3 separate regions of the Homo sapiens genome follow, and regions 2 and 3 are each linked to region 1. A link is a loop called in an ENCODE intact Hi-C map of the cell type or tissue named here. Cell type or tissue: Caco-2. All regions are shown on one strand.

Evidence for each region. Hi-C counts contacts between places; a loop is a spot of excess contacts. Peaks named below come from ENCODE experiments on the same cell type or tissue, not always from the same donor. Only the 100,000 strongest peaks of a DNase experiment are listed, where the experiment ranks them.
Region 2: a loop joins it to region 1, with 11 times the contacts of the local background. A loop is called at or near these places in 2 of 110 quality-filtered maps.
Region 3: it touches region 1 in a loop (14-fold over the local background); 7 of 110 quality-filtered maps call a loop at or near these places.

What each region holds. Positions count from the first base shown.
Region 1 is chr10:82,218,072-82,226,071 of GRCh38, reverse strand. The region is part of intron 1 of NRG3 (neuregulin 3); the gene reads right to left. Among named protein-coding and RNA genes, the nearest start is that of NRG3-AS1, 11 kb to the left of the region's middle. In Caco-2, no CTCF peak of the experiment used is centred here; a DNase peak (open chromatin) is centred at 4,111.
Region 2 is chr10:82,965,219-82,973,218 of GRCh38, reverse strand. The region is part of intron 6 of NRG3 (neuregulin 3); the gene reads right to left. Among named protein-coding and RNA genes, the nearest start is that of LINC02650, 710 kb to the left of the region's middle. In Caco-2, a CTCF peak has its summit at 3,681; no DNase peak of the experiment used is centred here.
Region 3 is chr10:82,373,109-82,381,108 of GRCh38, reverse strand. All of the region lies in intron 2 of NRG3 (neuregulin 3), which reads right to left. Among named protein-coding and RNA genes, the nearest start is that of NRG3-AS1, 140 kb to the right of the region's middle. In Caco-2, a CTCF peak has its summit at 3,224 (motif pointing right); no DNase peak of the experiment used is centred here.

The DNA of each region.
Region 1 (8,000 bases):
GGGTAAAATGTAAGAAAATTAGAAATAGTATTGTTTTTGGAGATACTAAAATGGCCCTATTTTAAGTGGAACAAACAACAATAAAAAAGTAATACAAGTCTCGACAAGAAAATTAATAACGTAGAAGAAACGGGTATGGAGAGAGCTTACTAAATGACATTATGACAGAAATATGCCACGTGATCTTAATATACTTCAACAAAACACTAAAGTAGAATTAAAACACAAATAACACTAAATAAACTATATACAAACTTTCTCTCAAATATTCCACTGTAAATATTCCTTGGTGATTTTATTTTAACAAGTGAAAATGCAGGAAGGGGATTCCAAACCTGAGGAATATCCTAAGACCTTACTCAATGCCTTGCACATAGTTAATTACATCTGTGTGGGACATGAGTTATCTCTTTCTCATAATCACACTGATAATTACTCTGAGTTTAATTATTTGTACTAGATGTTTGTGTGTGAGGATGTTCGCTTGTGTATATGTTCATCTAGTGCTTTTGTGTTACTCATGTTTTCTTGTTCATACTGTTGTAGGGTAACATGCCCTTCATTCAGAACCAAACCTGTGCCCTGGCTTGGTATATTTCCTCCACCTGCTGAGCATCCTCTCACCCTCTACTTTTACCTGGAAGAAAGAAGACAATAATATCTACCAATCAAGGTGCTATGTGCATGAGAAATAATTTATACTTAGAGTCTATCCTATTATATGTCAGTGTCTAATTAATGTAGCTTCTAGTGGTAATAACAGAAAAAGTAGCATATGTTTTTTAAAGAAACGATATTCTTTCCTTGCAAATGATATTCAACTGATTTTAGGTGTTAATACCGTAGTTAGAACTTGTAATTTTTTAACATGCATCTCTTTTGTCTTCTATTTCCCCACATTAGCATTTAATGTATCATTTTTACTTATCTTTTGTGGTCTTAATCATAATCCTACATAATTGCATTTTTTTCTTCCTAGTAAACACATTTGAAACAACAATTTTCCTGCAAGTTCATTTTTAAAAGTATACTGAATATTGTGAGGTCTGGTGATTTTATTTTTAATATTCTTTTCCTTAATATTTAATAATTTTACTATTAAAATAATAAATAATTGTAGCAGCAATGGTAAAGTGAGCTATGTTCATATTATTCTTGTTTGTTTTAGAAAGTCTCATATTTCTACATTAAAGGTAATGCTTGTTGAAACATTTAATTTTTCCCCTGTGAAAAAAGAAACCCTCTTTCCTATGATTTTTACTGTGCTTATGATGAATAGCTATTGAATTTTTATCAGATACTTTTTTGGCAATTGAGATAATTATATAGATTTGAACAATGTTTTATTTTGATGTGTTCTGTTAAGTTAGTAATTTTCCTGGTGTGGTATCACTTCAGCCTTCTAGGGTTAAGTCATGTAGATTTCAATGCATAAGGCTTTTCATGTCTTGCATCATATTTGCTAATATTATGGATGTTTCCATTTGTTTGCTTATTCAACCAAATAATTAGTAAGCAAGGACTTACTTAAAAGAATTGTGCTGGGTTTGTCAGAAGTTCAAAGATGAATACAAGAGTCACTATCGTCAGGTCACTTAGTTTATTTGAGGGGCAGACATGAACACAGCTATACTACTAGTCATTCTGCTTTCTGCATTCTAAAAGTGCTTTTTTATTCATAAAATGATATGTATTTACTTTTTATGTTCTAGATGCTGTACCTGAAGCAGAAGATAACCTGGCAAAGAAAAGAGTATAGTGCTGCCTTCAGGGAACTCCTAGTCTAGGGGAAGACAGCCAATAATCACATAACTGCTCTAATCAAATATTTCACCAAAATAAAGTATTAGCCACCTCCTAGAATCCAGGCTCTGTTGTAAGTGCTGAGGATACGGCAATGAACATAAATGCCTAAACTCTGCAGTGTTGGTGCTCACATTCTTGTAAATAAATACACAATTGTCCCTGCATGGAGGCCAGGCACTCTAGAATATTAGGGGACCTTGTTCTCACATGGTGGCATCCCTGGATAGATGACACAACTGGCTTTTCTGATGCTGTTTCATACTTTGGCCCAGAATCCGGCAACATTTTCTGTCATGATAAGACAGAGGTTATGTAGAAAAGGAAACAGACTCACTTTGTATCTCTTACAGGTTGTGATCTGGCCAAAAAATAATAGCTGTGCCTATAGCCCTAAGGTGCTGCTTTCTGGAAGCGCCAGAATTCTGGTTCCTTTTCCTTGGTATTCCTGCCCTCCTGCTAGTTGACTACATTTATAAGAGAAAAGAATACCAAGAAATTAGGCAGAACACGTGGAGTGTGTGTCTGTGAAGTGTGTGCCTGTATATGTTAGTGGGGCATCCAGAAGAACGTGGGTGGTGTGTATGTGTGTGTGTGTGTGTGTGTGTGTGTGTGTGTGTGTGTGTTTGGGGTGGTTGCTGGAATATTACTACACTGCATTCTGAGTGCACAAAGGCAGCAAAAACCCTAGTAGTATATTTAGGAGGAAATCAATTTTTTCCATTGTTCAAAATGTCCAGTTCTGATTCTCTCCAACTGAGTTGATAGGCCAGGGGGAAAAGCGGCCAAGGTGAAGCAGAAGTGAGTTAGTAAATACCCACCAGGAATAGCAATTGGCCTGCAGTTGTAGAAAAGCTTCTTCCAAATACAGATCTAGGGTGCAGACTATTACCTATATGAACAGACAGCCTGTCTTGTGATATGTTTTTTTGAGAAATTAAGTACTCTGATACATTCAAAGTAACACACACACCCTGAGATTATCTCAGCTTTATCCATGTTCTAGACCCTTGGTTGGCTCTCCGGCATTCCAGCTGCAGCTGCTGGGGCTGGCTGCAGGCACGTCTGACTGTTCTCCCCTTTGGAGTAGACAGGGTTGTTCTGGCTGTCCCATGCATTGCCTTTCAATAAAGAATCTACACTGAAAGAATTGTTTCGGGTTCTGTTTCCTAGTGAATTGCTAACTGAAGAAATCCTGAGAGGAAATACTTAAGTTTCTCAAAAAGAAGATTTTCTGCTAATCTACTGCAGGATCCAGAAGAAAATTTCAATTTTGTTACAATTCAAAAGCAACATGACTTCCATACAAATGCAAAAATAACATGTTTCTATACAAGCTAGCCAAAAGCAAAATGAAGAGAACAGGACAGGAAAATAAAGCCACATATTAGGATGTAAAAAGTATATGTGACATACAGAAAATTACCACGGAAAATCATACTAGAAATCCACATTGGGGCACTGAAGAGCCAGATTGATGCCAACAATTTGGAAGACCAACTTAAGTCTACCTAGAATTCAGAAGAAAAGAACAAAGAAACAAAAATAGGGAAAACACGGTGGATACAGAGAACAGAAAATAAAGAGCTTGCAGGGATGACTTGTTATTCTTAAAAGGAGAACCCAAACAATTCAAGAGATGTTATAAGAGAAAATGTTCTTGATCTGAAGGTAGTAATTGGTTTTAGAAATGCCCTACAGGAGGCAAACACACCCAGGGACTTGGCCTAATTTGGCCTCTGGCAATGTCTCAAGAGCAGAAACCCAGGGGTCTAATCAACTGGGTCTAGAAACATAACCTTGGTACATCCTTTGTGTCCTTCAGACAGGCAGAACTGTCTGTCCCATATGGAATACTTGTCTAAATCGCTCATCCAACTTATGCTCCTTGTTTCCAACATACCTTACACTTCTCCTGAGTTCTCATCACAATCGGCGTTAACTCCTGATTTATTTAAGAAATTGTTCTATTCTATTACTCACACTAGATTATAAGCTCCATGAATGAAGAGCCTGTTTACCACTCCATCACCAGATAATATTGAAGTTTAGGGCAAAAACTTAAAACAAAAGAAATTTGTTTTATATTGATAAAGGTAAAATACCATAAGGTATTACTTGACATAAAATGTAATGGGCTGAATAACATGACATGATTTATGTGACACAAATGTAAGGCCCTTCCACTATAGGCCAAACATCTATAACAAAGGGACACAGAAAAAGGTAACACTTACAAGAAGAAAGGGTGAGCAATGTCATGTCAGGCAACTGCAAGCAGAAGAAAGCAGGGTGTAGTAGGCCACCTGGAGGATTTGGGAGTAGGTTACCACTGGATGGGAGTGGTTAGTTTGGAAGTGTCCGTCCCGAGGGAGAATGTATTTGTGTTTCTCTTCCTATCTAACTAGAAGCAAGGAAACTTCAGGATGGCTTCAGTGACAACTCTTGGCAACTCAATAAAAGAGCTGGCTCTTTTCCTGGACATAAGGACCATGACAGTCCTGAGTCTCAGGCAGAAGAGATCATTCATCAGAGCCTGTGGTTTGGTTAAAGATTCTATAGCACCTACATGAAATCACTTGTTTTATTTTCTCTTTTTCTTCTGTCCCTGTTATTTCCTTTTGTTTTTAATACAGACTGCTTAACTTTTTCTCTTTGTAACCCTGTTGTGCATTAGGTTTGATTTTTTTCTGCTTTGATGAGCATTATGTGGAATCATCTCTCAATTTCTACCTGCCTGCATCTAATACTAAGGAAACGAGTCCTGGCAGGTTTTGTAGAGTCATAAACTGCATGGTCAGAGGAATTGATTGAAGCCAGTTGGGCACTAGGATCAAAAAGCTGCATTATGGAGGGGGGCTGGAAGGCTGTTCATTAATGATGCTATCTGAAAAATGTTGAAACATAAAGAAGACAGCAAAGTCTGAGAGAATATATAAGACACAAATTTGGAATGACTGCTTTTGACTTTTACATTTTGTGGCCTGTTTTTTTTTTTTCCTCTTTCTCTGTCTTGCCAATTTTTTTTTTTGGCAGTGAGTGAAACTCAAATTAAAATATATGTCTAGAAAAAAATCCTCAGTTCCAAATCAAGCCTACTCCACAATCAAAAACTCTAATTATTTTATAGATATTAAAGGTGTTGCAGGAAGCACAAGTCTGAGACCAGAATACCTACTTAGGACTTCCTTCCTAGCCTACTTATTTTTAAACCACCATTTCTGAAAAAGCATTGATTAAATATATTCCTAATGATCCTGAACAACTGTTGTTTTATTTTTTGAGACAATAGTGTCTTCTTCTGTCACCCAGGCTGGCATGTGATGGTATGATCATAGCTCACTGCAGCATCCAACTCCTGGGCTCAAGCAATCCTCTGAAGCAGCTGGAACTGCAAGCACAAGTCATCATTCCTGACTAATTTTTAAATATTTTTTTGTAGAGATAGGATTTCACTATGTTGTCCAGGCTTGTGTTGTAAGCCTCTTGCCTCTGTCTCCCTAGTAGCTAGGACTACAGGCTATGATGCTCAGCTATAACTGTAATTTTAAAACTAGTATCAAAACTCAAAATGAAATTTGGTAATCAAAAATAGTTATATGGCATGTACAAAGCATGTGGTATTGAGAAACAGGTGTGATATTTTGGAGTTTTTTGCAAGGTATGGAAGCATATTTCTAATAAAAGCCCTCCAGATTCTCCTCAATGTCCACCCTCAGCTAAATGCCTGCCCCCAAACCTCAAGAAAAATCTCCCAGATCTTCTTCCTGTAGGATCCCCCTAACACAATACACTTGATTTCAATTTCATCCCATACATAACAAAGTGAAGGTTTCCTGAAGCTGTTTTTCACTCTAGGCTCACAGACACAAGAAATCCACTCCTTTCACTCCTGTCCCCAGCTGGAATCCATGTGCTTGGATTTGAGTTGGCCTTCCTAAGACCTTTTAGTTGCTATATCCCTGAAAATATGGTCTGTATTGTTAGGTGCCTTAATTATATATTTGTCTATTTGTTCTGAGCAAGGAAAGAGTATTCAAAGGCCCTCAGCAGATAAACACACACACACACACACACACACAGTAAAGATACATGCCCACATGATTGAAGAATCATAATATCTTCCCACTCTTGGTTTTTCTCCTATCTTGACAGCAAAATGATTATCTCACTTTAATTTGCATTATTTGTTGTTTTGTTGTCTATTTTTCTCTACTCACGTCTTCTGGTTGACTTTGGTATTTGTGATTTTCTTGCAGTGATCTGTATCAGTATATGTGTGTGTGTATACATATATATCTTTACTTATTATTTACTCTCGTAAAGTTGTGTGTATGTATATCTTATTGTGTTTCTAAGTTTTTCTCCCTGTATCGTGATACTGTATTATTCCCTTTTTCAATGGATTTGCAGCATTGAGGTGAAATTTGCCAGGAAATACATTTTTATTCACGTAGAACTATTAAAAGGAAAGTCATTTTAATGCATTGGACTATTGTGTACCTACGAATAATAAGACTATTGAGAATCTAGAACTAATTTGCCAGGATACACTATTTGGCGAGATAAGGCATCTAGAAAAATGAAAGAAATAGAATTAACAAATATTAATTCCAATTAACTAATATTAAGACAAGTGAGGTTCTAGAACTAATTTGCTATGATACACTATTTGGCCAGATAAAGCATCTAGAGAAACTGAAGAAATAGAATTAACAAATATATATTGAGGGCCCAAAAAATAATCATGCAAGAAGAAACACAAAATCAGGTCACAAAGTACTAAAGGTTAATGGACATTTATGTAGATGTAGCTTGCAAGTGGATCTTAAAATAGATTCATCTTTCCCAAGAGTAGTTTGATAATTTTTACAGTCTGGACCAGCGAATCTCGAGTTTGGATGACTACGCCCCCCAGAAGACATCTGACAATGTCTGAAGATATTTTTTATTGCCAAAAAATTTTTTTGAGGGGTCACATAGCTACCAGCATCTAGTATGTAGAGGCTAGAGAAGCTGCAATGCCAGGGCGGCCCACACCCAAACAAAACAATATTTAACCTAAAAATTTAATAATGTTAAGGTTGAGAAACCCTTTTTAGATTGACATATATATACTAAGAACAAATGTGTTACTGATGGCTAAAGATGAAATATTATTTGATATAGCACACTTAATATATGCACAGGACAATGTTTCTGTTTTTCTCACAATCCCAAACGTTTCTTTGATCATTTTAAGAAGCACTTAGTGAAAGAATTCTAATAATGGACAAACTCAGATATTCAGATTTAATAGGTTTTTTAAGTATCCCATAGATTGGTCTCCTTTCTTAGCCATTCTCTGCAATGCAAGCCCAACTCCTTGACTTCCCTAGATGCAATCAGCTCATCTATCCTTCGTCTAACTCTCCATTTCTAGCCCTTACTTTGAATCCAAATGTCCATAAGGTGAAATCTCAGGAAACACTTTTATTAAGGTCAGATTAATAGCAACAAATAGACAAGATCATGGGAGGTGGTAATTAAGCTAGGAGATGGCTTTCTAGCTTTGGGAAGAGAGGAAAAGCAGAGACAGAAGAAGAAAGATATGTGGGGAGATCATGAAAATCCCACCCTGAGCAGAGGGCTCAGGCAGAGAAAGGGGGTGAGAAAAACCCACAGGCTGGAAGTTCTGGGCTGTACAGTGTCTTGAATGAGAGTAGCAAAGGAGAGTTCTGAGTTCAAAGATGCATACCTCTGTAAGAAGGGGATATGTTATAGACGCTGTATTTTCCACAGTCTCAGGGCAACACAGAGTGTGTCCTCCATGGCTGAACAGAACTGAATCCCAACAGTCCCTGCCAATGTAGTATATAAGATTACAGAGTCTTGTATATTGGCTAACAAACACATTTTAACCTTTAGTTCCCTGTGAGAACCTTGGACTGAATCTTTGCGGTGAATTTTAATGCAGCTGGTGAAAAGAATAAATTAGGAAAATATTAGTATCAGGAAGACTAATCACGTAATATTATGCTGTTAATTTGTATGGGACATAACCTAAATTCTTATATAAAATAGCCTTATTTCGTTATTATTAATGACTTCATCATATTTACCTTCCTATTTGCATGGAATAGAATAGGTGATATCTCACATGTAGATTAAACACAGGATCGACTCATTCATACCTATTGGTTTTAGTTCATCAATAT
Region 2 (8,000 bases), 750 kb before region 1:
CTATAATAGCTTATAAGATATAGAAGCCTAAAGAAGGCTTATGTAGATGACAACTTCAGAAAAATTTTACCCCAAAAGAAATATCACATGGCATCTCAAGAGCCAATAAGTTGTCAACTTTAACACTCCCTGCACACTGGGCGCTGGAACAGGTGGCAAAAGGTAGAAGAGTTCTCTTCTAGAAACTCCAGGTGAAGACTTTCTTTAGAAATAGAAGTTTAAGGATGCTAATCAAAATAAAAGAGAGTTTTGAATCTGGATATTCAGTACCCAATGTGTCAAGCTACAGATTTTAAGTGTTAACCTGAGTAACTGTAAAACTCTAAAACTCAGTATACCTTTTTTTTTCTCATTTCAAAAGCAAAGAAGCCAGTATTAGAAGCACTGATAAAAAAAATCAAGTTAATCAACCTTTTTGAATCTCACATCTATATGGTGAGATAATAAAATCTCTCTTATAGGGTTGTTGAAAAAATTCACAGACAATACTTAATGCACTTGATCCAGGTAAAAAGAAGGTAGATACAATAATTAAGATGATACTCTAAGATGTTTCCTAGCCTTTTAGAAATGTTATCTCTGAACTATAAAAAACTAAAGATAAATTCCACCCTAAGTACCATTTCTAATCAATTGGTAGTGGCTGCTTGTAGTCTTATATTTACATAGATTCTAAAGATGACTTATGAAGTAAGAAATGGAGAAAGAAATAGTTCTAACCGAAGAAAAATGAATCCAGGAGGAAGGAGTGGAAGATATTTTATTGTAAGCTCTTTCTTAAAATGTCGGCTTTAAAATTAATGCTTGAAAGTAAAGTCCAAAGAATTTCAACATGGCTGGAAGATATTGATAAGAAAAAGAACATAAAAAGAGAGAAGAATGAACATTTAAAAACAAAAAATCCTAGCTGGGATTGTTGAGAATAAAGACAATGTAATATATGCATGCTGATTAATTTTAGACACTGATGAACAAAATATATATATTTAAGTATTAGAAATTAGACAGCACTAGAATATAAGAATTGTGTAATATACAATACATGAAAAAACTAAACTAATATTAATTCAACAAAAATTAATAAGGGGGTTTGTAACAAGAGAGCATGGTAAATTGGAAATAAATGTGACAGGAATAAGTGTGAAACTATCAGTGATGATAAAAACTGTGGATGGTTAGATTTAACTATTAAAAGACAGATTCATACACTGAATATCTGGTCTTCTATGTTCTGAAAGAGCTAATTTAAAAACAACAGAGAAAAAAGTCGACAGAATTGGTAAAGATATACCCTGCAATGTACAGGTGAAAAAGCTTTTAACAGTAATAATTTCAAATAAAATATAATTATGTATAAAATGCATTTTAAAAGGAAGAAAGATGGATATTTCATATTCATAGAATGAGCAATCTACCAAGTGATAAATATTCATAAATTTTTATCTACCTAACAACAAAGCTTCACTATGAAAGGCTTTCTCAGGCTAGGCACGGTGGCTCACGACTGTAATCCCAGAATTTTGGGAAGCTGAGGCAGGCAGATCACCTGAGGTCAGAAGTTTGAGACCAGCCTGGCAAACATGGTGAAACCCTGTCTCTACTAAAAGTACAAAAATTAGCTGGGCATGGTGGCATGCGCCTGTAATCCCAGCTACTCAGGAGGCTGAGGCAGGAGAATAGCTTGAACCCGGGAGATTGAGGTTGCAGTGAGCCGAGATGGTGCCACTGTACTCCAGCCTGGGTAAGAGAGTAAAACTCTGTATCAAAAAAAAAAAAAAAAAAGAACGGCTTTCTCAACTAGTCACGAAAATTATAAACCATTAACATTGTCATAACTTAATTACCTATGAATTGTGGCAAGGAACATAACTATGGATAACAGTAAAGTATAATTTTAGTTCAATTTATATTTTTAGATTTTGATAAAGAGAAGTGATATAGTTTGGATATTTGTCCCCTTTGAATCTCGTGTTGAAATTTCATCCCCAATTTTGGAGATGAGGCCTGGTGGGAGGTGTCTGGGTCATGGGGGTTGATTCTTCATGAATGGTTTGTATCCTCCCTGCAGTAATGAGTGAGTTCTCATTCTATTAATTCATGGAAGAACTAGTTATTTAAAAGAGCATGGCACCCTTCGCCTTTCTCTTTTTTCTCTCTCACCATGTGACACCTGCTCCCCTTTCCCTTCCGCCATGAGCAGAAGCCTCCTGAAATGCTCACCAGAAGCAGATGTTGGCACCATGCTTCTTGTACAGCCTACAGAACTGTGAGCCAAATAAACCTCTTTATAAATTAACCAGCCTCAGCATTGCTTTATAACAAGGCAAACAGACTAACACAAGAAGATATGAATGAACTCTTTGGATAATGGAAATACATTCAAAAACCTTTATAAAACTATATGGGAGATGTATTCCTAACCTTATGGGAGAAAGACATTTGTTACCAGGACAAAACACCTAGAGACCATAAAGAAAAAAATATGTAAAATTTGATTTACTACTAATTTAAATGTCTTAAGTAACAAAAATGATTATTAGTAAATCAAAATATAAGTAAAAGCCTGGGGAAACATAGGCTATTCTTATGTTAAAGACTATTCTTAAGATATAAAGGCAGAAATCAACTGGAAAAAAATGAAAGGCAACAGGTGAACAAGAATTTCACAGAAAAATAAAGACAGGCAACATACATATGGCAAAGAGTGCAACTGCACTCATTATAAAGAGGTGGTAATCAGAATAGAGGAAATTAAGCTAAGTGCAGTGGTGCACAGCTGTAGTCCCAGCTACTTGGGAAGTGGAGGTGGGAGGGTCATTTGAGCCCAGGAGTTAGAGACTGTAGTGTGCTATGTGATTAGCTATTGCACTCCAGGCTGGGCAACATAACAAGACTCTGCCTTTAAAATAAATAGAGAAATTTAAATTTCAAGAATATCTGATAAAGGAAAAGGCCCTGGAAAAGTAGCCGTGGTGCTAACTTGAAGAGCAAATTGACAATATGTTTCAAAATTTTAGATATACATACTCTTTGATCCAAAATATTACTTTTAGAATTTCTATCATGCAAATTTCCATAATTGCAAAAGTTCAAAATAATAATTTCCAGGGTACATCAGCAGCACAATTGTCCATAACGAAACGGAAATAAACACAAAAGTGAAAAAAACTCAAAACAATAGAAATGTCCATAAATGAATACTACACAGCCATTGAAAAGAATAAAAGGCGCAAAAGCGTATGCATATAAATCCATTTGTGTAAATAAGGAAGGTGCAATTAATAGATATAAATAGATTGTGTATATATTTATGTTTATATACACATAATTAGCCTGGTGTTTATATATATACAGATTTTGTATGTACATATATTTTTCTGTGTGCATTTGCATGTGTGTGTTTCTCACGCAATTACTTAGGAGGCAGATTTTTAAGTTAAAAGAAATTATTAACTATCTAATTAGGTGTTATGCTTGGGAAAAAGTATATCCATGAGTATAAGCTATGGAGACTAGGGAACATATCAAGGTTTTGCAGCTTTAAGTTCAAAAGCTCCAATTAAATGTTTTATTTTCAATAACTTCCAAAACAAGCCACATAGTGGCAGTAATGACCATGTCTTGAACCAGAATCCGAATTTTTCACAGTGGACCTATAAAGGCTGGTCAGTCTTTTTGCAAAATGGAGGAAAATGACAGAGAACAAAGAGAAGGTACAGAGATAATTTGGAAAAGGTGATTGTTTTCAACAACCTCAAATAACAAAGATCCAATACATAATGGAAATACCTCTATGTGTGCTTCATTATTGATTGTGTATTGCAAAGTACCCATGGAAAAAGTCAGATGAATGGACATGTTTATTAAAGTGCGATGATATCCTGAATATCTGTCTGACTTTCAGGTCTATAAAAGACATATGAGGGATATAAAAGACATATCTTTTTTTATCTAATAAACTGGTTTACAAGAAAAACCTAGGTGCCTAGAAGGCCCAGCTACAAAAACAAGTGAGATGCTCTGGGCAAATCCATGACAAACTGAAGAAAGCAAGTATGTTCAGCAACTGCAGAGAGCTGTGATATGGTTTGGCTGTGTCCCCACCCAAATTGCATCTTGAATTGTAGCTCCCATAACTCCCACGTGTTGTGGGAGGGACCTGGTGGGAGATAATTGAATCATGGCGGCAGTTTCCTCCATACTGTTCTCATGGTAGTGAATAAGTCTCATGAGATCTGATAGTTTTATAAGGGAAAACCTTTCACTTGGCTCTCTCTTCTCTTGTGTCTGCTGCCACGTAAGACGTGCTTTCCACCTTCCACCATGATTATGAGGCCTCACCAGCCATATGAAACTGTGAGTCCATTAAACCTCTTTTTCTTCATAAATCATCCAGTCTTGGGTAGGTCTTTATCAGCGTGTGAAAATGGACTAATACGGGCTGCCAGGGGACAATATCAGCCAACTATTTCTGGAGCATGCAGATCTTTTAGAGAAACTGCCAAATCACTAAAAGTCAGTAATTCCCTTCCTCCCTCCCTGCCTCCCTCCCTCCCTGCCTCCCTTCCTCCCTTCCTTCCTTGTCAAAAAGCCTAATTCATCTTTTGTACCATTAGTTCATAGTCTCTGCTTAGAATCTGAGAGATAGAGGGCCTTGTCCAAAATTCCGGATAACACTCATAAACAGAATTAACCTCTTAACCTGTTCTGTTTATTCATAGTGTTCATGATAGATATTTCCTAAATCTGTTATTTCATATGTTTGAATTATTGCGATATTAAACAGTTGTTTTTATTTGTATTATTTTGGTCCATTAATATAAATGTGTTTCCAGAATTTATTATTTTAGAACTTTTTTTCTTTCTCTCACAGCATTTTGTTTCAGTGACTACTTGTACCTGAAATTCAAGTTTAAATTGCTGGTATTCCTATCCGGAGGTTGCTTGAAACTTGTGGAAGCATGATAAGAGTCTAATAATTTGACCAACTTCCAAATTATATTCCATACATTTTTGTTGAACATGAATTCAGATAGCTTCTGTGGTTTCAGTTTTGACAAGCTAAGAGTTTGGAAGTCGCTATTCCTGTCCTAGCAATAAGAAAAATAAATGAACAAACTGAAAATGTCTTCTTGTATTCATTGGATAATTGAGGTTGAAGGGCACACTGCCACCTTAAATCTGGAGAAACAGGTGAATACAGAGAATAATGGCTAAGATCAGCTTTTCTGCAACTGAATCTGCTGGAACCATAAATTGGTAGGAATGTTTAAGAAGTAATTTGGACAAGTTGCTGGAATCTGTATGGGCACTAGAACGAGAGTTGGGGTCTGTAGTCTTAGGCAGAATGCCGATACTTCCATGGGTTTGACCTCCAGGAACCACACCAGGTTCTCACAGCAAAGAACCCCAACAGCAACAAAAAAAATCATCTAATGTCTCTGCCAGTGGAAGGGGAAAAGTAACTATTTTGAAATGCACACAGAGCATTCTCAATAACAATTGCCTACTCCTGTAGTAAAAATATTTTACCAGAGCCTTATCTCACCAGAAAGAAGGCACTTCCCCAATTCCTGCTCCCTGTAGCCTTTCCGTCTCACGTAAGAGAGGAAAAAAAGTGAAGAAACACTTCTGAAGGTCACAAGTGTTCAGCAGACTAAAGGCAAAACTACCGCCCAAATGCACCGCCTAGCCATTAAAGTTGAACAGTGCAAAGGTATGGTATAACCATTGTGAGAATGCTTTATGTGTATTCTGTCACTGAAAAAATAAGTAAATGAATAATAGACAGTGGGAAGGAGGTTTTTCACTGTTGGAGTGGAAATTTATAAATAAGCAACGGGAGGAGGGTAGAATTATTGATGTAGTTATGGATTAGATTTGGGGGTAGACATCAATGTAGACACATGTTTAGCAGAATACAGATACAGATGCTTACATAGAAAAATTTAGATATGTGTTAGTCTATATGCAACCTTCAATATATAAATATATCTTTTAATATATGTATTATTTAAATATGTCTTAAGTAGACATATTTAATATATCTATTATTTAAAAATATACATATATATATATATAAAATCTTTGATCTGTCTGTTGAGAAGGCCAAGAAAAGACATCCCTGTAGCAACAATAACATACACACCTAGCTTCCAAATCTCAGTCTCCAATGAAATTCTGCAAAGAAAGAAACTAGCTATTTCCATGGAGAAATGGCTGATTCTAGAACCAAGGCAGAAAATGTACAACATAAGCAAGGAGTGTCTTGTAGTGCTCAACAACAAAAAAAAACCCTGAAAACTTACAGTGAATTGATACATAATGTTAAAATGACATAAGCCAGCTGAAAGACCTATCAATGGCCAAAGCCAGAAAAAACTGATGAGAACGTAACATAGTATTTACTACTTAGATTACAAATCAAAGTATAAAATAGTATCCATGAGTTTATTTATACTGATAAAAATATATGATGGAATAAATAAGTAAATGGGAGAGAAGAGACAACCCCTTTGTGATAGAATCCCAAATAACTTATGTAGATACTTAACCATAAGGAAAGAAGACCGTAACTCCCCACTCCTTAAGAGTGGGCTATGCATAATCACTTCCTTCCAAAGAGTATTCTATGCAAAAGGAGAGAGAAGAAAAGGGTAACTTTACAGTGGAGAAGCTTGGCAAATATTACCTCAGACAGATGATAAGGTAAACTTCAATAATAATAAATCATATTGTAGCGTGTATCTTGATATGACATAATAAAAATGGCACTTTAAAAATTTCTACAGAAAACCAGTAAACCCCATGTAATCATAAGAAAAGAATCAAATTCCAATAAAGGGGCATCCTCCAAAATTCTTTACCAGTACTGATCAAAACTGTCATGGTCATCATAAAAAGAAAAAATCAACAAACTGTCACAGGTAAGGGGAACCTAAGGAGACATGAATATTAGATGTAATGCGGTACCTGGGATTAGAACACAGGCAGCAATCAGGTGAACACTCAAAAAATCAGAATAAACAATAGCAATTGTGAGAATGCCAACATGTGGGATTTTATGGATAATAATGCATTCTTATTAGTTTGTTAGTTTCAGAATTGTGCCCTACTAATATACAAGGTTAATAATAGGGGAAACTGAATACAGAGTATAGAAACTTGCTGTGGTATCCTCTCAACTTTTCTGTAAATTGAAAGCTATCCTAAAATATCAGATCTGCTTAAGAAAATAGAAAATAACATAAATGATTAAAAAAGTACACATCGAAATAAACAAAAAGAATTGAGAGACTAAAGGCAGAATTCAGTCTTCCCTTAATTGCTTGAGTAGCTCAGGTGTAGGCCCTCAAGATGCATACTCCACTCAGCAAAACAGTTCACCTATACCAACCCTCCTGGAAAGTTAGCCTGACTGACCATGATCATAGCTTTTGGACATTTTATGCTCTGTGCTAATATATATATATATAAAGAGAGAGAGACAGAGTCTTACTCTGTTGCCCAGGCTGGAGTGCAGTGTCTTGATCTCGGCTCACTGCAACCTCGGCCTCCTAGGTTCAAGCAATTCTCATGTGTCAGCCTCCTGAGTAGGTGGGATTACAGGCGCCCACCACCACGCCCGGCTAATTTTTGGATTTTTAGTAGGGTCAAGGTTTCACCATGTTGGGCAGGCTGGTCTCAAACTCTTGACTTCAAGTGGTCCATCTGCCTTTGCCTTCCAAAGTGCTGGGATCATACGTGTGAACCACAGTGCCCAGCCCAAAAATATTTATTTTGTTTCCATCCAAATGCATGCAGTTCTATCTCCGAGACAAGCTAAGGTCTGGACAAACTTATTCTTAAGATTGTATCTTCAGTGAAATTTAAGTGCTCAGATTAGCTGCCTGTCTGGATCTCCCTATTAGCATCCTCTACAATGTTACAAAGCCTGGCAGTTGATTCTATGTTATTTCCTTGACACAGATCCTGACTTTATTGTGTGCACATGGTTAAGA
Region 3 (8,000 bases), 160 kb before region 1:
TGCTATTTATTATTTTACAATATTCCATTTTGTCTGCTTGCCTTTTAACTTTGTCTAACAGAAATCATACTGCATCTTCTTACAAATCTTGCTTTTTGCATTTAATATTATACCTCTGTGGTTCATCCATGTGGTTACCTGTAGGTATTAGCATTGCTGGATGGCATTCCATTGTATGAATGTAATCCGCTGCCATTCTACTATTAATGAAAATCTGGCTGTTTCCATTAGGGGTTATTACAAAATTTATTCTAGGAATTCTTGTCCATGTCTTCTGGAGTGTTAATATTAAGAATTTCTCTGGGAGAGGAAGTGATTAGTTACAGTGTAGGTACATGTGCAATGTGACTGGTGGTAATAACAAACTGTTTTCCAAAGTTGTTATACCAATGTACACTTCTACTAGAATCCCTCAAAAATATGTTTTTCCCGTCAAATAGGTATATGAAGATAATTTGTTTCAGTGTTAATCTGTACTCATTTCTATACTTTCCCATCTCTAATGACACCTTAACTAATTGAAATCTGCCATCTTACTACATAGTACAATTCAAATAGCTCTTATTTTTATCTCAATTGACTTCTTGCTAAATCCATGGGTATTTCTACTGGATTGCTGCGTTTGACATTGCTAATCACTCCTTCTTCTTAAAATACTCACTGCCTTTATCTTTCACAATGATGCTTTATATACAGTACTTAGCATGTTTCTGGGCAGATTATAGAATCTATACATACTGGTTAACTGGAACTTAATTACCTTTTTTGTGAATAAGTTCCAATAACTCAAGAGTAATACGTATTTTTAAAAGTTTTACTACAGCGTTAATTGCAAAAAAAATCTGATCTGCTTGTCTATAGAAAAATAGTTAGAAATAGTGTGTATTTTCATCCTTGGAATGCAACATAGTCATTTTAAGAAATGAGTTAGATCCCTGAAGCCATAAGTAAAAAGCTCCACATGTACACTGAGTAAAACATGTCTTTTTTTTAGACATAAAAAAAGAACTGAGGGTAAATATCCAACAAACTGTGGTTAAACCTTGGTGAGGAGGATTGAGGAATGGCAACAAAACTTTTGCTCTCCTATTTCACACAATTTAATATTGAATATTATAAAATTGCATTTGAGAATATTATAAAAGTAGTTGAATTTGTGGCTTTTTTGTTTTTCCTTTTTTTCTTTTTTTTTTTTTTTGGATTGTTCATTTTGTTGAATCTGCCTACCTTTCTTCAGGAAACCTTTTTTTTTATGCCCTACAAACATCACTGTTAAGGCTTCCATTCCACTTGAAGTTTTCTCCTACAATGTCAGAGACAGTTTATGCCAAACCACTGGTTTTATACTTCTGGCCCAGTTTACATTGAGCTTCAAATGTAATATACATATATACAAAGATACTAATGTCCAATTAGAACTTCACACTCAATATATTAAACCAGAGTCCTTCTTCCCCAAATTCTACATTTGAGTCAAAATATAAAATTTCATAAGAGTGAATATTTATTATACTCCATGTTTAAACACTTTATAGCCTATGCACCGCATATATCAATTCATTTAATCCTCATAATAGTCCAGTAAAGCAAGGATTGTTATTATCGCACCCATTTTACTGTGGATTATCTTTTTCAAATCTATCTAGTATTCTCTCTTTCAATTCTCGCTTCTTTAGATCATTGTCTCTGTTTCCTTTCCTTGGTCTAAAGATTTTCTCTAATTCATGTTCTTTTGAAATAGTGCTGCTCCTCTGTCATTATTTGGGCCTGTGAAGCTCATTTCCCCCCAAGCGTTGGCTAATTTTTCAGGCAATGAAAATGTAAAAGGGGCCATGGCTAGACTTCGTTAGACTTGCAGTCCTCCTACGGTGTTAGAGTGGAAATGGGATGAGCTTGAAGTGAGAGTCACAGGTGCCAGGAAGCCACAGTTAACCCCTCTCAACACTACCAAACCATTTCTTAGGTCCAGGCTTCATGTTCAATCTCCCAGGGGGAACATCCTGAGGAAGAAACACTCCTTTGGGTGCAGTCCATCACTTATCAGGATTTGGAGAAAGAAGGATGGGGAAATGGCTGCCTGCGCCCAATTAGCTCCCACCTGTGTCCCCTCTGCTCTCCATCCACGAATACTACTCAGATCTTCTAGTGCTCTTATCCTTATAGTCTGAGCCTCCCTAGTGTGAGTGATATAGCACACCAGGCCATAGAAGGAGAGAAGCAAGAGAAAATTCCATCAGCAGCCAGGCGCGGCGGCTCATGCCTGTAATCCCAGCACTTTGGGAGGCCGAGGTGGGTGGATCACCTGAGGTCTGGAGTTTGAGACCAGCCTGACCAATATGATGAAACCCCGTCTCTATAAAAAATACAAAAATTAGCCAGGTGTGGTGGCACACACCTGTAATCCCAGCTACTTGGGAGGCTGAGACAGGAGAATCGCTTGAACCCAGGAGGTGGAGGTTGCAGTGAGCCAAGATCGCACCACCGCACTCCAGCCTGGGCAACAGAGCAAAACTCTGTCAAAAAGAAAGAAAAGAAAAGAAAAAAGAGAAGAGAGTAGAAGAGAAGAGAGGGAGGGAGGAATGGAGGGAAGGAAGGAAGGAAAGAAGCAAAGAAAGAAAATTCCATCAACTCTTTCCCTAAGTTACAGGGATCCAGGCTTAAATCTACAACTTGGAGAACAACCCAGCTGCTTCTGCATTGCCACATGGTGAAAGTGAATCAGTCTTTGCTGGCTTAGAGCCAGAGCTCCAGAGCCCCATGAGCTGCCTCCTGCTCTAGGCTTCAAATCACACGTACTCCAAGTTCACAACAGTTCCTGTCTCCCACAGACGTATTTCACTGGAGTTTCTCAGAATGTTTTCCATGTCTTAATGCTTTCCCTCTGTAACTTTTCCAGGTTGATGTTGGGGAGTGTGGAGGAGGTTTAACATTTAGGTAGAAACTCCTCCAATTCATTCTCTCCCCTACAACTATTCAGATCTCCCTGAACAAGTAAGAAAAAACAAACGAAACAATCCTGTATAAATAATTTAAGAGAGTTCTAAAACCTCCACCTATCCTTAGTGACTGAAAGCTCAAGATTTCCCCTTCACTGGTTATCCAAATATTAGATTTGTTCTCACTTCCTAGCCCAAACGCCTAGTAAAAGAAATGATGGTCAAATTCTATCGGTTACACTACAGCAAGTTTTTACTGTAGCATTTGCCACAAGGTGGCACCAGTGACAGAAGTGGTAATCCTCCAAAAATCCCAATCCAACCTGATTTGTAAACGTTATTTGCAGAAATCCCAGCCTCCCAGGATTATACGACACACCCTCAAAAGCCCAAAGCAGGGAAGCCAGGAAAGCCTGATTCACTTTCACCATGTGACAATACAGACACACCATGACTGTTCTCTAGGTTTAGATTTAAGCCTGGGTCACCATCTGACTCCTTCCTGGTCTCCTAGTCATTTCCCCTTTGTGCTCTTGGTGTCCCTTCCTGCCATTGATCTCAATAAGGTCACTGCTCTTCTCAAACAAGTCCTGTTGGCTTTGAATTTGGAAGGACACGGTTTAGAGTCTTGGTCTCTACCCTCCCAGAACTTGAGTATTATGTTACGTTATCCCTTGTCGGGCAGGCTGATGAACTCACGCATGTGCGCTCGCGCACACACACACACACACACACACGCGCACACACACACATACACCTCTCTCTCTCTTTCTCTCAGATTACTTACCCTCATCCTGCAGGACCATGATGCATGTATGTCTCATATTTGCAAAGCTAAGAGGCTCTGGTGAAATCAAAGAATATTTACTGCGAGGCATCCTTGTTGTCCCTGCCTATACAGAGAATGAACTGGTAGCTTCTGAAGATGAAAATATATGACACATGCATAAAATGAGCAAGTTATTCGATCGCTTAATATTCTTTATTGGTTTCTCATTGCCTTTAAAGCATTCACTATTAAAGAAAAAAGTAAAATTTAAATTCACATTACAGCCAAATAAAGAATATAAAAAATATACATCAATCAAAGACATAAGCATTAAATAATAAGGAGGGGCAAGCTTACACATATTCAATCAGCAAATAGAAGCTTACCGAATGCAGGCAAGAGAGATTTGGGTTAAGAGTCATGAACATATTCATGTTCCTGGACCAAGTAATTTCACTCTTAGTATTCAATTCCAAAGAAGCAGTAGAAGATAAGTACTTCATCCATGTACAGATTGCAATGAAGCACCTAGCATAGGCTAGACAGAGAGCAGGTACTCAATGAATATGCATAGAAGGAAGAGGGAGAATGAAAAGAGTGAGGATGAGAAGGAAAAGGGAAAGATGATCAGAAAGCTTGTAAACATGCAGCCATGGAAAACCTTACTAAACATGGGTATGGTGACCAGCATGGTAACAGGTAACTTGAAGGTGACAATTATGGAGACCCATGTAGCCATGGGGAAATATGCCACAAGCGGTGTTAGTGGTAGCATTGGTGCTTGGGGAGCAGAATAAAAAGTCAGTCTGCTTCATAAGGACCACCTCTGGAAAATTCTGTGAGTGTGTAAAGGACCCCACCAGATAAATAGCATGATCTCTTGGCACAGTCGGTTTCACTCTACTGGTTATGGTAAAGTGAGGGTGAAATACCTATTTTGTATTCTACCATTGTGATAAATGTGTTCATAAATAAACGAAACCCAAAGTTTCAAGGACCTGGGAAGCCCCAGTGGAGGCCTGTGGCAGAAGAGTAGAGCAGGGATTCTCAACCAGGGCTACCCATGGAAATCACTTAGGCAGCTTTAAAAGACAAATGCCTTAGTCCCACTTACAGAGATCCAAATTTGTTTGCTCTGCATGTGTTCGGGCTATCTGAATGTTGAATCTGGCCAGTTCAACTCTGCAGCTAAAGTGGAAGAGCTCCGGTGTAAAGCCTTGCTAGATAAGGCCAGACGCACGTTCAGCGACACCCCTGGAACCCAGACCCTTGTTAGAAATGCAGAATTTCATCCCCACCCCAGACCTACTGAAACAGAATGGATTTTTAAAAGCTGCTCAGGTGAGTAGATAGCCAGTCTGTGAGGCACTGGCATGAAGGACTAACAGGTTTTCTGTGTGCCGTCTTTCCCCTGACAGTCACACCCTTCTTAATTTGGCATTTTATCTTTTGTGCTTCAACACATAGAACAGCTATGTTTTCTCAGGAAATACTTGCTGTTTCTGAAATGTCTCCACTTTTCTTTGATACAAATGTCATAAACGCATATACTGAAACAGATGAAATTGCGACGGATCACCCTGTTTCTTCACCTGAATTTAGAATTCGAGGAGACCTAGGAATTATGTTCAATCACGCCATTTCACAATGAAGAAATTAAGGTCCACTGGAGCTAAGATATTACCAAGGGTCACCCTGCTAGGAATCAGAAAAGCCGAGGTTTAGAACAGATTTCACTAATCAGAATCGTCCCTTTGAAAAGTCCATGTTCCATTGTAAAATTCACTTAGCGTTTTGGCGTTTTGTCATGTTTACACATTACAGCTTTCCTAGTTATAAAAAATATCAGTAATTTTTTTTTTTTTTTGAGATGGAGTCTCACTCTGTCGCCCAGGCTGGAGTGCGGTGGCACGATCTCAGCTCACTGCAAGCTCCGCCTCCCAGGTTCACGCCATTCTCCTGCCTCAGCCTCCCTGGTAGCTGGGACTACAGGCACCTGCCACCACGCCCGGTTAATTTTTTGTATTTTTAATAGAGACGGGGTTTTACCGTGTTAGCCAGGATGGTCTCCATCTCCTGACCTCGTGATCCGCCCGCCTCGGCCTCCCAAAGTGCTGGGATTACAGGCATGAGCCACCGCACCCAGCTAAAAATCAGTAATTTTTTAAAGCCTCGGGTGAGTTATCCTAGATGAACTTAAGTCCTGCAGAGGTGTGATGATTGGCAACCTCTAAGAAGTGCTTCTTCATCCATTTATCTGAATGCTGCAGAGAACATTTTTCCCCCAACTTAAAAGTTCTACTGTTTGGGAAAAATATCAGTTGTCCAGGCTAAACCTGTGAATAGCAAATGTGATCTATAAAATCCCCCTGTTATAATAGAAACCTGTGGAAACAGTTGGCTTTTAAAACCATCGTGGATGAGATGGGCATGGGATGAAGTTGTGTCGCAGGTGCCCAGAGATTCTTATTTGGTAGGTATGTGAACTAGCAGGGTAACTCATACAGATAAACAGACGTTTCCATAAGCTTCACAAACATGTTTACAAGGGTATGCAGGAAAGCTTGCTCTGGCATAATTGCTGGGCTGCACAGAGTTGGAGGGTGTGTGGTAGTGGCAGAATTACTAAAGGACCTCTAGGGTGGGAATAAGGGTCCTATTGTGAGCTGAGCAGCAAGGCTTAGTTCCTCACTGCTTCAAGTGCGGCTGTGGACCCACAGCACAGTCATCACTTGCGACCTTGTTGGAAACATAGAACCCCAGGCCCCACCCCAGACCTACCACTGTACCGTAATCTGCAGTTGATCCCCACAGGATTCATACACTCACTAGAGTTTGAGAAACACTAGTCTTATTCACTGTTTCCCAAATTGGTCTCAACAATGAATGCGTGATTATTGGGTCCCAGCTGATACCTAAATTAGAATCTTCAGAGGAAGATCTTGAGAATCTATATTTATAACCATGGCCTTTGGTGATTCTTATAATAAAGCAAATTTGACAAGATTGGAGGATCGAGAGCTTTAGAGTCAGGCAGAACTGAGACTGGCGATCAGACCTCCTACCTACTGGTGGGCGTCTTTGAGGAAGCGACCTTCCCTCTGGGAGTCTCCTTCTTGTCATGTATCAAATGTGGATACAACGTTTCTTTGCATATTTAACATGAACACAAGGTAGGCAATTATGAAGCAGTGTAGAAAGGGTGTAAGCTTTTGCCTTGGGCTTAGTAGGTTTGAAATAGAAGATTGATATTAACATTTCTGTCTCATTTTTAACACCTCAAATTTGTCGTCTAAAAAATGAGAGTGGTAGGTATTTAGCGTATTTTTCATTGATCCAGTTTATCTTTCCTGAGTAGGTGGTAGGTTCCGGAAGCACAGATGAACTCAAAGCCTAGTGGGAGATTCAGGTAGATGAACAAAAACATTATAATAGATACAGAGGTTTTGCTCACAAAGGAATCATTTCATACATCCAGATAATGTTTTGGTTAGCTTGTAGGGGGAAGAGATCAAAGCTACTATTTAATATCATTAAAATAATCACTATTTCTTTCACATATGCTAACCCAGGCAGAAAGGAAAGAGCTTTCTAGTGCACTGAAAATAAAACCTTGTCAAAGAAAATAAGGCTTCCATGTGATTTTGATTGTGACTATAAATTAGCACAGGAGAACACCCCAAACTGTGGCAAAATTATGACCTTATTTAAAGTAGATACTTTATCAGCTCATCTTTTCTGCCAATGCTTTCCAACCTCATGTTTTTCACTCTCCCTTGTCCTATTATTAGCCTCTATTTCATAACTGCTGCAGAATGTTTTTCCTCCAGCAGTGGAGCTACCCACTGATACACTAGCCTGAGCCTCAAAGCTGAAAGTTGAGAGTTCCTAATTGAATTTCTGCCCTTCAGGAGCACAGGGTCATTGGGATCCACCTGCTGTCAGAGGACTCCAGGGAGGCCAGGCTCTAAGCACACTGGCCTCTTGGCATTGCCTTTGTCTCTCCACATCCACATCTCCAAGCATCCCATCTGCCCCTAAGCCTGGGGTCTGTTTGTTTAATGGTCTACAGCTGAATTAATAACTCCTTTCTCTGACGTTAGCTATAACTGTATTTTGGATTTGTTTAAATCAGAAAGCAGTATTTGAGAAACTAGAAAGCTATCCTGTTTTAGGAATTCTTACAAACTTTCTTTCTCTGATCTCTGCTGTATGCATGTGTTGCTATATGTGCCAATATGGTAACCTGCTGCCTGACCCATAACAAGGTACATCCTTTACAGTTACCTTACTTT